3 separate regions of the Homo sapiens genome follow, and all the other regions are linked to region 1. A link is a contact called in ENCODE Hi-C or POLR2A ChIA-PET data. All regions are on one chromosome and are shown on one strand. Each heading gives the region's core, a stretch centred on a gene start or an enhancer-like site at or near the end of the contact. The rest is flanking DNA. Distances are from core to core; before and after follow the strand shown.

Region 1 (3,351 bases), core at 22-2,521:
GATGTGTCTGAGAGAAGAGGCGTTTTCTAAGGAGACACACAAAGGGAGTGGGACCCTCCAACCTCACTCTGTGAGAGGAACACCGCACAGCAGTGTGGGGGCTCGAACACCCCAAGAGCGGCAGAGCGCGGTTCAGAAAACATGACCCTTGAAATGCACACAAAGCCTAACAACGTGTCCTCCGCGGAAGAAAACAGCTTGAAAAGGTCGGCTTTGAAGTGACCCAGCGGAAAGGAATCACCCTGGAAGAAACACGCAGCAGCCCCGGGGCAATGCGCGGGCAGGAGGAGCAGCGAGCGCGGGGAGCGCAGGGCCCTTCGGAGAGGGCGCTCCACCGGCCCTGCGCTCCGTACCTGTGCCGCCACGCCCACCGGTCCCCTGCTGAGCCTAGCACCGCCCATTTAGACCCAGCACCACCCGTCCGGACCGAACCTAGCACCGCCCGTCCGGACCCAGCAGCGCCCATTTGGATACTGCACCGCCCGTCCAGACCCAGAACCGCCCGTCCGGACCCAGTACCACCCATCGGACCCAGCGCCGCCCATTTAGACCCAGCACCGCCAGTCCGAACCGAACCTAGCACCGCCCATGGGACCCATCGCCCGTTCGGACCCAGCACCGCCCGTCCAGATCCAGCACTGCACCCCCATTTGGATCCAGCACCGCCCGTCCAGACCCGGACCCGCCAGTCCGGACCGAACCCAGCACCGCCCATCGGATCCGGCGCCGCCCATTTAGACCTAGCACCACCCATCCGAACCGAACCTAGCACCGCCCATCGGACCCACCGCCCGTCTGGACCCAGCACCGCCCGTCTGGAACCAGCACCGCCCGTCCACAGATCCATCACCACCCATTTGGACCCAGCACCGCCCGTCCCCGCCCGTCCGGACCGAACGCAGCACCGCCCATCGGACCCAGCAGCGCCCATTTAGACCTAGCACCGCCCGTCCGAACCGAACATAGCACCGCCCATCGGACCCATCACCGCCCGTCCAGATCCAGCACCGCCCATTTGGATCCAGCACCGCCCGTCCGGACTCTGCACCGCGCGTCCGGACCCAACACAGCACCACCCATCGGACCCAGCACTGCCCATTTAGATCCAGCAGCGCGCGTCCGAACCGAACCTAGCACCGCTGGTCGGGAAGGAACCCGGTACCGCCGGTTGGGACCCACCACCGCCAGTCCAGACGGAACCCTAGCACCGCGCGGGGCCCGCCCTCCGACACCTCCCTCCCTGGCGGCCGCGGCAGCAGCACCTAGTGGAGCGGCCCGGAGGTGCGGCGGCGCCGCGCGGGGCGGCGGCGCGCACGGCGGGCGGCGGCGCGCACGGCGGCGGGCGGGGCGCGGGCGGGTGCGGGCGGCGGGCGGCGGGCGCCGGGCGCACACCGGCCGGCGGGGCTGAGGCGGCGCGGCGCGGCGCGGACTGAGCCCCAGGCGGAGGCCAAGTCGGAGGACGCGGCGCGGCCGCGGAGGCGGAGGCAGCCGCGGAGGCGGAGGCGGCCGGCGGGGGGTGGCGAGGGGCGCCGGGCCCCCGCGGACCTGTCGTCCTCGGCCCGTCCTCCGGCCCCGGCCCCGCGCGGCTGAGGAGGCGCGGCCAGGACCATGTCGGCGGGCGGCCGTGACGAGGAGCGGCGGAAGCTGGCCGACATCATCCACCACTGGAACGCCAACCGGCTGGACCTGTTCGAGATCAGCCAGCCGACCGAGGTGAGCACCGCCGGGCGCGGGGCCTGCGCGACCCCCGCCCGCTGCGCCGCGCCCCGCCCCTCCCCCCCGCCGCCGCCCGCCAGCCGCGGACCCGCCCTCCTTTCCCCCTCCCCCCTCCGCCCCTTCTCTCCCCTCCCCCTCCCCCAGGCCCACCGCGGGCCCCGGCGTCCCCCGCAGCCCCCGTCCCCCTGCCGCGGTGTATCCCGGGGTCGCGCGGGCCGAGCGGGGGCTGGCGGGGCGCGGCAGTCACCTGTTCCCCTCTCCGGCCGCTCACCTGGTGGCTCACCTGGGCCGCCGCCCCCACCCCCGCGAGCGCGGCGCGGCCCCGGCCTCATCCCCGGCGGCGCGGGGGGCGCGGCGGCGCGCGGGGCCGGCGCCCTCCACCTGCAGCCCGGTTGTGGCTCGCGGCGCCCCTTCGCCGTGGCCGGGATGGAGCCTGTGACGCGCGCTGTGCTTCGGGTTCATAAACTTGCAGGCTGCCAGCTGGGAGGGGAAAGTCAGTATCACAAAGTTCGGGAGGTGCGGGCTGCCTGATGGCACAGGCCCGGAGTCGGACGCCTCCGAGGAAAGGCGCGCCTTCTCCACCTTCGGGGCCGCGAGGAAGGGCCCTCTGCGGCGGCCTCTGCCCGGAGGGAGGCGCCGGCCCCAGGCTGGCTCCCTGAGAGGAGGAGGAAATCACGCTCGCTCCTGGCCTGGTAACAATGGGGGTTGTTTATAGCAAAGCTGCTGAAAGCGTTCCGAGCAGCTTTTAAAAAAATGTTTGAGTCCAAGTCCACTAGGAAGGGCTCCGTGGAGAGGGGAGGGAGGTGAAGGGTCGGGGAGCAACCCTGTAAATCGCTCCGCAAGGGTCGGTTCCGCGCTCTGTTCATTCGGTGGCTGCACAGACTTTACCAGCATAAAAAAATTTCACTCAATATTTGTGCCCGTTTAGGAAATCATTTTAATAGCGTCTATTTTTGATTTGTTGTAATAGGTAATTTATAGTTAATACTTGCTATAAAATACTAGCTCCTAGGCAACAAAACATGTTTGGCAGATTTGAACATTCTTACGAAATGTAATCCTTTTATCATTAAATTCCACTTTATGTTTTTGAGAGAATTTGACTATTGCTTCTCTGATTTCTTGAGTTTTTGCCAGTCATGGGAAGGACTCTATTTCTTCTGTTTTCATCTGTACCTGTGACTGCACTTGACGTGGGTAGCTAGCCATTTGTCTTAATACTGAGTTGAATACTGACACACGCCATTAGGCTCAGGTTGTCAATTTGAGCATAGATGTTATGTTAAGTTACTCCTGATTCATTCATCTTCTGTAATGATTTTATGAGTTAGGTTCTAGTAAGGGAGTTAGTACTATGTACTTAAGTGTTCGTTCATAGACTAGTGTATCTTTAGAAAGGTGACATGATAATTTAGTTTCAGGATTATGTTTTCTTTTAGAATAATGAATTCATTTTTCTTTTTATCACAAGGTAAAAAAAGTTGACCATAAAACATTTTCTTGGTGTGTAGCTTTTTTTTTTTGTTTGAATGGATTTTTTTTTTTTTTGAGAGATTTCTCAAGTCTGGTGGAAAGGAATCTTTTTTCGGTTTAATAAAGAGAATTCAGCTTTTTGGGATTTTGAATTGAGTTAGC
Region 2 (3,571 bases), core at 125-2,624, 1.2 Mb before region 1:
ATTCTCTTCTACTTTTTTGTCTATTCCTCAGGTCTCTCAATGGTTACAGAACCCATGTCTGTGTCTAATATCATGGCAGCTGGGACAAAGAAAACCAAGATGAAACATTTGAGATTGTTCCAGCTGAAACAAACCAACCAAAACCCCACAGGTGCCAGCCTTGAGGCAAAGGCGGGACAGTGTCAGGCGAAATCTTTGGGTCCCAGCCTCAGTCTCCCCATCACCATGTCTTTTTCACTTAAACACGTTTCACTGTTTTGTCATCTATAGATTCAACAATGTGATTTGGACACTGGGAATAAGAGAATAAGATTTGATGGTTGAAATAAAACACACCACGAGAGAACCGTCCACAAGGAAACTCTAAGATGCCAAGATGCGGGACAGGTAGAAAGGACAGGGCTTTGGGAGTACTCTGGGTTTTCAGGACGAATCTGTATCAGCCTCGGCGCTGCGAGGATATTGCATCAGGCTCTTTACTCCTGAACGCCGTTTTAGACGCCTAAGCAGATTGTGCTGCTGCCTGTTCTTCCCCGTTCTGTGAATTCTACACTGACTTCAAGTGCACGAATGAGCTACAAGATAAGGTGGAACCTGCCGGCCGGGCACGGCAGACAGCACCTGATCAGCGCCTCGGAGGGCGGAGCTGGGGGGCTTCTCCACTCGGGACTTTGAGGGACCCCCGCGGAGCGCTCCGCGCCACTCGGCGGTCTAGCTGCAGAGAAAGCCCCTCCTCACCCGGGGCTCCCTGTGGCCCACAGGGGACCATCCCACACCCCGTGCAGCCAGCGGCGGAGAAACCAGCTGGAAATGCAGTGGGGGTGGAGTTGCCCCCGCGAGGACCCACGGACCGCCCAATTACTACGGAGTCCCAGCGATAACGTTTGGAGCCGTTTGGTTCGATTTTCGGAACCGGACCAGCTTTCCAGTAACTTGAACTCCCTGACGGGTCTCGGGGTCCACCCAGGGGTGGCGAGGCGGGCTCGGGCGACCACGGCCCGCTCAGTGCCCGGCACCTGCGCGCCCCGAGGGCGGCCGCATTACCTCGAGCCGGCTCAGGCTGGAGCTCTTGGAGCGCGACTTCCTGCGCAGGTACACAGAGAAGAACCTGCGCACGGCGAACTTCTTCATGCTCAGGTCCATCGCCCCGCGCCCAGCCCGGAGCAGCCGCAGGGCCGGGGGACGCGCATCCCCGGCATCCCAGGCGCGGGGCTCAGGTCCGCGGGCGGGCACGCGTGGCCAGGGAGCCCGGCACGGCGGCCATGGGCGCGGGGCGTGGGGCGCGAGCTGCGGTCACAAAGGGCAGGCCGCGCCGGCCACCGCGGCCGGGGCCACAATCGCTCCCTCCGCCTCCTTCTCCGCCTCCCCTGCGAGTACCAGCGCCGGCCACGCGCCACGCCTACACCACGCCCACCACCACTACCACCAATCAGCGCCCGCCGCTCCGCGCCCCGGCACGCACACCTCCTCCTCCTCCGCCCCGCCCCGCCACTACGGCCAATCAGCGCTCACCACCCCTCCCGTTCCCACCCACCACCAGCACTGCCAATGAGAGCCCACCGCCCCGCCCGGGAGAGCCCCGCCTCTGCCGATACCTCCAATCATCAGCGCCGCCCTGTGGTTCCAGGTGCCCATCCCTCCTCCTCTTTCTACTCCTTCCTACAAGAACCAGCTCCGTGCAGCCCCGCCCCCACGCGGTTCCGCCCACGGCCCCGCCCACAGCACTGCCCGCCAATCAGTGCCCGCAGCCGCCGCATACCTAATGAGCCTCGGCCCGGGACAGCTCCCGGCCCGGGCGAGTTGTGCAGCTGCTCCGGAGCCGCGCAGTCGCGGGCGTTCCTGTCACGCAACTTCGGCCCGGCTGCTCTTTCTTCCAGCTTGGGGCCGTCATTATGTTTTCCTTCCTTAAAACATCCCTATGCACACTTTGTCATCATGTTTTTCTCTGCCGAACCAAACTTTAATTGTTGATCAGCAAACGCAGCCAAAACCTCAGCGGCACAGCGAGCGAGGGACCGCCGCCTGCCAGCGGGCCCTGCAGCTCGGCCAGGAGCCGCCCTCCGCGGAACCGGCGCCTTCCCTCCGCCGGAGCGGACAAAGGCGCCCGAGGGCGGGGGCTCAGGCAGCCCTCGGGGCGCCTCCCTCCCGCGGCTGCAGAACAAAGACGCATCCGCCCTCCGCAGCCGGTCCCGCTCTAGGAAACGTCTACACAGATGGCTTATCAGGGCCCGCGCTGGGAATACCCGGGCGGGGTGACCTGGGTCTAGGGCAAGGCCCTCAGACCCGCTGCTGGCGGCAGCGCCGCTCGGGATCCGCCTTAAAGGGAAACACTTTTTTCTTTTTTTTCCTAGAAATGCTCACCAAGGGCTGCAGCAGGGCCGAGAATGCGGGCTCACGACCCCGTGCAGCCTGCTCTGTTTTCCTCTTGTGCACGTGTTGAGTTTGTATTTAAAAACAGGGAGAAACCGAGCCCATTGACATAGCACCATCACCACCTGCAAAGAGCAGAAACGAGTGCGGTGGTGAGTTGACAAGTCTTGCTTGCTCTTTTGCAGTGCGAACTGCAAAATCCTCGCGTTGTTTTGCTCCCTGGACTAGTCAGATGTTGCGTTAATACTTGTGTAGTCTATTTTGGCTAAGGTGGGTAGAGAGGTCAGAATGTCCTTAAATAAGAGCTTTAAAGTCATGCTGCATCCGGGCTGAGGTGAGGTCAGATAGGCTCTCTGGGTTTCCTGGAGACCCGCGTTGAGCGGTGCTGCTCCGGAGTGGAAGCCGGGAGTTTAGCACCACGACTCTGGCGCTGCCCCTTCCTTGCTTGGTGAACTTGGGTGCCGTTGCACGTTGTTCCCACGACTCATCTCTAAGAGGAAAATACGAGTGAAACCTGTCTCACCTCCCTTACTGGATACCAAGAGGCTTATGCAAGATCACGGATGTGGGAGTGCTTTGTGAATTTAAATAGTGCAATTGATTTTCATATTATGTATTAAAGGATCTATAATGACTATTCTTTAAAAACAGAAGTGCAGGACCCCACAAGGACACCAAACACCACTTTTTGCTCCTTTTCAAGATGGTGTGCCAGTTAAGTGCCCATGAAAACTGCTTTGCCTGCTTCCTTTAAGGTTCTGCTGGGAGGGTAGTAATCTGTGCTCTCAGAACCAGCCTCTTAGTGCCCTGTATCCCTGCTGGGACCCTCAGGCATCCTGGCTCTAGGCAAACACAAAGACACTCTGTACCCAGCACGGGAAGAGGTAGATGGACCTCCAACTGGACACAGACTCCGGGAATGAGGGAGGACCAACCCGACCATGCTTCCCTCGGAAGGGGAGCCAGTAATACTGGCCGGAGACAGGAGTGCTGAATGCCACCTATACCAACTCATGGGCATCCTGTTCAGGACAAAAGCCCCAAGGCAGGCAGGCCTAAGTCAAGGCTTGTGTTGTACCAACAATAGTATTTTGACCTGATCTGACAAAATTGGAAAGGAAATATTTCATGGGACATTCATTAGTTCCCCAAATTTGAAGGCAACAAAACTGTTCTGTTGAACTTGGGAGGGAAAATCATT
Region 3 (3,746 bases), core at 1,213-3,712, 1.4 Mb before region 1:
GATCACCTGAAGTCGGGAGTTCGAGACCAGCCTGACCAACATGGAGAAACCCCGTCTCTATTAAAAATACAAAATTAGCCTGGCGTGGTGGTGCATGCTTGTAATCCCAGCTACTTGGGAAGCTAAGGTAGGAAAATCACTTGAACCCAGGAGGCGGAGGTTTGGATGAGCCAAAATAGTGCCAGTGCACTCCAGCCTGGGCAACAAGAGACAAACTCTGTCTCAAAAAAAAAAAAAAAAAAAAAAAAAGAAAAGAAAACGGTTAAGTAATTATCAGCATAATTTTTATATAGCTAGGTGTCATAACTGTATTTTTAATTTTACCACACAATGTTATCCTTAGCTGTACCTATTAGGAAGGCTCAGTATCCAACACATTAGTAAAAAGCTAAAGTAATATTCAAAGCTGTAGAGAAACTTAACAGCAAGGATTGAGAGCATACCCTCAGACTGCTACCTTGTTCACATTTTTACTACCATTAATCTGATACATTGCTGTGCTCCACAGTGCTAAACACCCATCTTAATTAATAGTAGTTCTATTTAAGCATAGAAATGTCTTTTTTTGAAAGTCAGAAGTGAAGCTTCTGTTTACAAGTTTACCATATGGCAGACTGAATTATTTTTCCTACCCTACTGCTCTATAAAAGTAGAAGTAAACAGTATTTGCAATAAAATTCAGGATTTAAAACTTTTTTATTGCTAAAATCAAGTTGCCTTCATACTATCCCTTTTGTGTGGTTATAACAGGATTTATTCCTCCTCAGCTTTCATCTCTTTACCTCTTGACCACACTATTAACTACCGAAAAAAAACCGCAGCTGTACACGTACCTAGGTTTTAAAATCATACACTGAAAAACTAACTAAAATTACACTCCTAAATAACCTAAAACTGCTTCAAAGTTATATTCAATATTTTGAAATAAAAGCAAGCGCCCCAAGATGAGAGGTGCAAATAAATTATAGAAAGTGTATTTTCAGGCTTTCCAACCGCGAATGCTCTTTGTTTCTAACTGGAAAGGAGGAGTTAACAGAAAATAGAACAAGAAGAAAAAGTATGACCTTAGAGACACGTCACTTTACTTTGGTTGACAGAATTTCGTATATAAAAACATCTTAAATTGTACTTCCTCCCAAGCTTAAAGTCCTTAGAATGAGAAAACCGAAAGGCGAACCCAAGGCCAGCACATTTTATTTCCGCTGTCCCAGAAGCGCGCTGGGCGCACCCGAAGCTCCGCTCCAACAGCGCCGCGCCGCGCTCTCAGCAGCGCCTCCCGCTGGCGTCTCCCCACCCCACACCCAGGTCGCCGCCTCTGGCACACCTGGACGGCCGCAGGTGACCGGCGACCCACTCCGAGGATCTGGTAGAAACCGGCCAGGAAACCACTCCCGCCCGGAGGAGCGAGCCACTGTCAACTGGCCCGGAGGGACGTGCCCACTGCCAACCATGGGAGAGGAACGAGCCTCTGTCACCCCTGCCGGGTCACCCTGCCCTGAGGGGCGCCCACTGTCACCCCTGCCGGGAGAGGCGTCCCCATGGTCACCCTGTCCTGAGGAGCGCCGTCGCTTTCGTCCCTCCAGGTCCCCACTGCCACTCTGGCCGGGAAGGGCGTCCACTGTTATGCCTACCAGGAGAGGCGTCCCCAGTGTCACCTTGGCCAGGAGGGACGCCCACCGTCACCCACTCCCTGAAGGGGACTCAATGTCACCCCTGCCTTGAGGGGCGCCCACTGTCACCCTGCCGGGAGAGGACACCCACTGTCACCCCCGCCCTGAGGAGCGCCCACTGTCACCCTGCCGGGAGAGGACACCCACTGTCACCCCCGCCCTGAGGGGCGCCCACTGTCACCCCCGCCCTGAAAGGCGCCCACTGTCACCGGCTCTCTACGCCGTCCGCTTCGGGGTGTGGCGGTCCGGGAGGGATCCGGGTGGGGCCCCCCTGACAAGCGCACCCTCTCGCCTGGGCCCCGGCCCACCCGCTGCCCGGGGCCACCGCGTCCTCGCGGCCGCCCTCGTCGCGGACTGCACGGGTCGCAGCCTCCCGGGAGCCCCTCCGGGTTGCGGGGTTCGGCCTGCGGCGCTCGTCACCTCATGAGGTAGTCCCGGAAATCCTTGCTTCGGACATAGTCCGCCGCTTTCCGCACCAACGCGCCCGCCATGGCTGTGCCGACACCAGACCCCGAGTGGTCCCTGCCTCTGCTGCCGCTTCCCAGAGCCAATGACACCCCGGCCAACCCCCCGGCAGCCGACGGCGAGCCAGCCCGAAGGCCCGCCTCACGACACCCGGCCACGCCTTACGGCCGCGCCGCGCCGCCCGGCTCTCGGCCAATGACAGGGCGCAGGGCCAGAGATGGTGGCGCGGACTGGCTGGCTCGTGCCGCACGCCTCCTTCCCGCCCTCGGTGGCGCACGGGGGCGGGGCCCGCTGCCGTAAAACGGCTGGGGCTGGGCCGGGGCTGGCAGGCGGTTGCTAGGCTCCAGCGGCTCCCGGCCAGCGGGGACGTGGAGGTGACATTTCTCTGACCCACAGGACTGTGGGCGCCCTGCCGAGCGTCGCGCGGTCTTGGGGCGACCTGCAGTGGGGCCCCTGCGGCGCAGCGCGCGGTGGGACTGGCCGGGTTCCCGCGCCGCCCAGGGCCTGTGTCTGCGCCGGTTCCTGGCAAGGGCACCTTGGCCGGGCGGCCCGCGTCCCCTGCGCTTCCCACACCCACGTGGGCGGACCCGGCCCGCAAGCTGGGCCAGCCTGCGGTTTCCGGGCACTGGGGAGTGCGCAGAGCCCCGGGCCAGCGACCGCAGCCGGGGCCCCTGGCTTCTCCCGAGCACTTTCCCCCGGACCGGTCCCTCCAGGGTGGCGGGCGGCACCCAGGGCCGGCGCTCCTCACCAACGCGCTGCAGCTACGGGCTCAGGAGGGAGCCGCAGCGTCGGAGGAGGAAAGCATTTAAGAATAGCACAAAGCCTTAGGCTCGAGGAAGCGTGACTGCTTACGTGTTGAAAATAAAGGTTCTGTAAGTCCCACCGCGGGTGCATATTGAAAAGAAAGGGATCATTAGCACGCGACCCTCGCCTAGGAGTATATAAACCGCAGCACGACTTTCGGATCACAAAGGCAGAGAAAAGAACACATTGAAGGCTTTTGCTCACTTTTCCAAGTTGTTTCGTTTCGTTTTGTTTCTAATGTGGACGATCATTTAAAATGCCTCTGGTGGCCGGGCGCGGTGACTGACGCCTGTAATCACAGCACTTTGGGAGGCCGAGGCGGGCGGATCACCTGAGGTCAGGAATTCGAGACCAGCCTGGGCAATACGGTTAAACCCCCTCTCTACTAAAAATAAAAAAATTAGCTGGGCGTGGTGGCATGTGCTTGTAGTCCCAGCTACTTGGGAGGCTGAGACAGAAGAATCGCTTGAACCCGGGAGGCGGAAGTTGCAATGAGCCAAGATTGCGCCATTGCATTCCAGCCTGGGCAACAGAGCAAGACCCTGTCTCCAAAAAAAACAAATAAATATAACAAAATTCCTCTGGTAGCCGGGTGCGGTGGCTCACGCCTGTAATCTCAGCACTTTGGGAGGCTGAGGCAGGTGGATCACTTGAAGTCAAGAGTTTGAGACCAGCCTGGCCAATATAGTGAAACCTCATCTCTACTGAAAATACAAAAATTAGCCAGGCGTGGTGATGCGCTCCTGTGATCCCAGCTACTCGGGAGGCTGAGGCGTGAGAATCGGTTGAACCCGGGAGGTGGAGGTT

Evidence for each region. A loop is a pair of places that touch in the nucleus more often than their neighbours do. ChIA-PET counts read pairs that join two places held with the same protein, here RNA polymerase II (POLR2A). Pooled maps may share reads with other maps.
Region 2: a map of B cell shows a loop between it and region 1 (18-fold over the local background). The contact joins the promoter of RPS6KA2 here to the promoter of AFDN-DT in region 1. A Hi-C loop is called at or near these places in 5 of 168 maps with a recorded cell type or tissue (B cell, CD4-positive, alpha-beta T cell, CD4-positive, alpha-beta memory T cell and 2 more), 4 of 37 single-sample maps with no recorded cell type and 14 of 50 pooled maps. POLR2A ChIA-PET finds 5 or more read pairs at or near these places in 1 of 52 experiments (activated CD4-positive, alpha-beta memory T cell).
Region 3: a pooled map shows a loop between it and region 1 (16-fold over the local background). The contact joins the promoter of MPC1-DT here to the promoter of AFDN-DT in region 1. A Hi-C loop is called at or near these places in 1 of 168 maps with a recorded cell type or tissue (lower leg skin), 2 of 37 single-sample maps with no recorded cell type and 8 of 50 pooled maps. POLR2A ChIA-PET finds 5 or more read pairs at or near these places in 1 of 52 experiments (GM12878).

The regions. Positions count from the first base shown.
Region 1 is chr6:167,825,525-167,828,875 of GRCh38, forward strand. It overlaps AFDN-DT (AFDN divergent transcript), which reads right to left and starts at 1,272. Exons shown (of 2, transcript NR_027906.1): 1 at 1-1,272. It overlaps AFDN (afadin, adherens junction formation factor), which reads left to right and starts at 1,387. Exons shown (of 34, transcript NM_001386888.1): 1 at 1,387-1,713. The coding sequence starts at 1,609. RefSeq lists silencers at 356-425, 1,340-1,539 and enhancers at 1,010-1,079, 1,110-1,189.
Region 2 is chr6:166,625,877-166,629,447 of GRCh38, forward strand. RPS6KA2 (ribosomal protein S6 kinase A2) reads right to left here and starts at 1,375. Exons shown (of 21, transcript NM_021135.6): 1 at 1,045-1,375. The coding sequence starts at 1,143. RefSeq lists silencers at 1,245-1,594, 1,655-1,824, 2,075-2,134.
Region 3 is chr6:166,380,716-166,384,461 of GRCh38, forward strand. It overlaps MPC1-DT (MPC1 divergent transcript), which reads left to right and starts at 2,463. Exons shown (of 1, transcript NR_189630.1): 1 at 2,463-3,746. MPC1 (mitochondrial pyruvate carrier 1) reads right to left here and starts at 2,225. Exons shown (of 5, transcript NM_016098.4): 1 at 2,091-2,225. The coding sequence starts at 2,161. RefSeq lists an enhancer at 1,368-1,547 and silencers at 1,908-2,007, 2,158-2,897.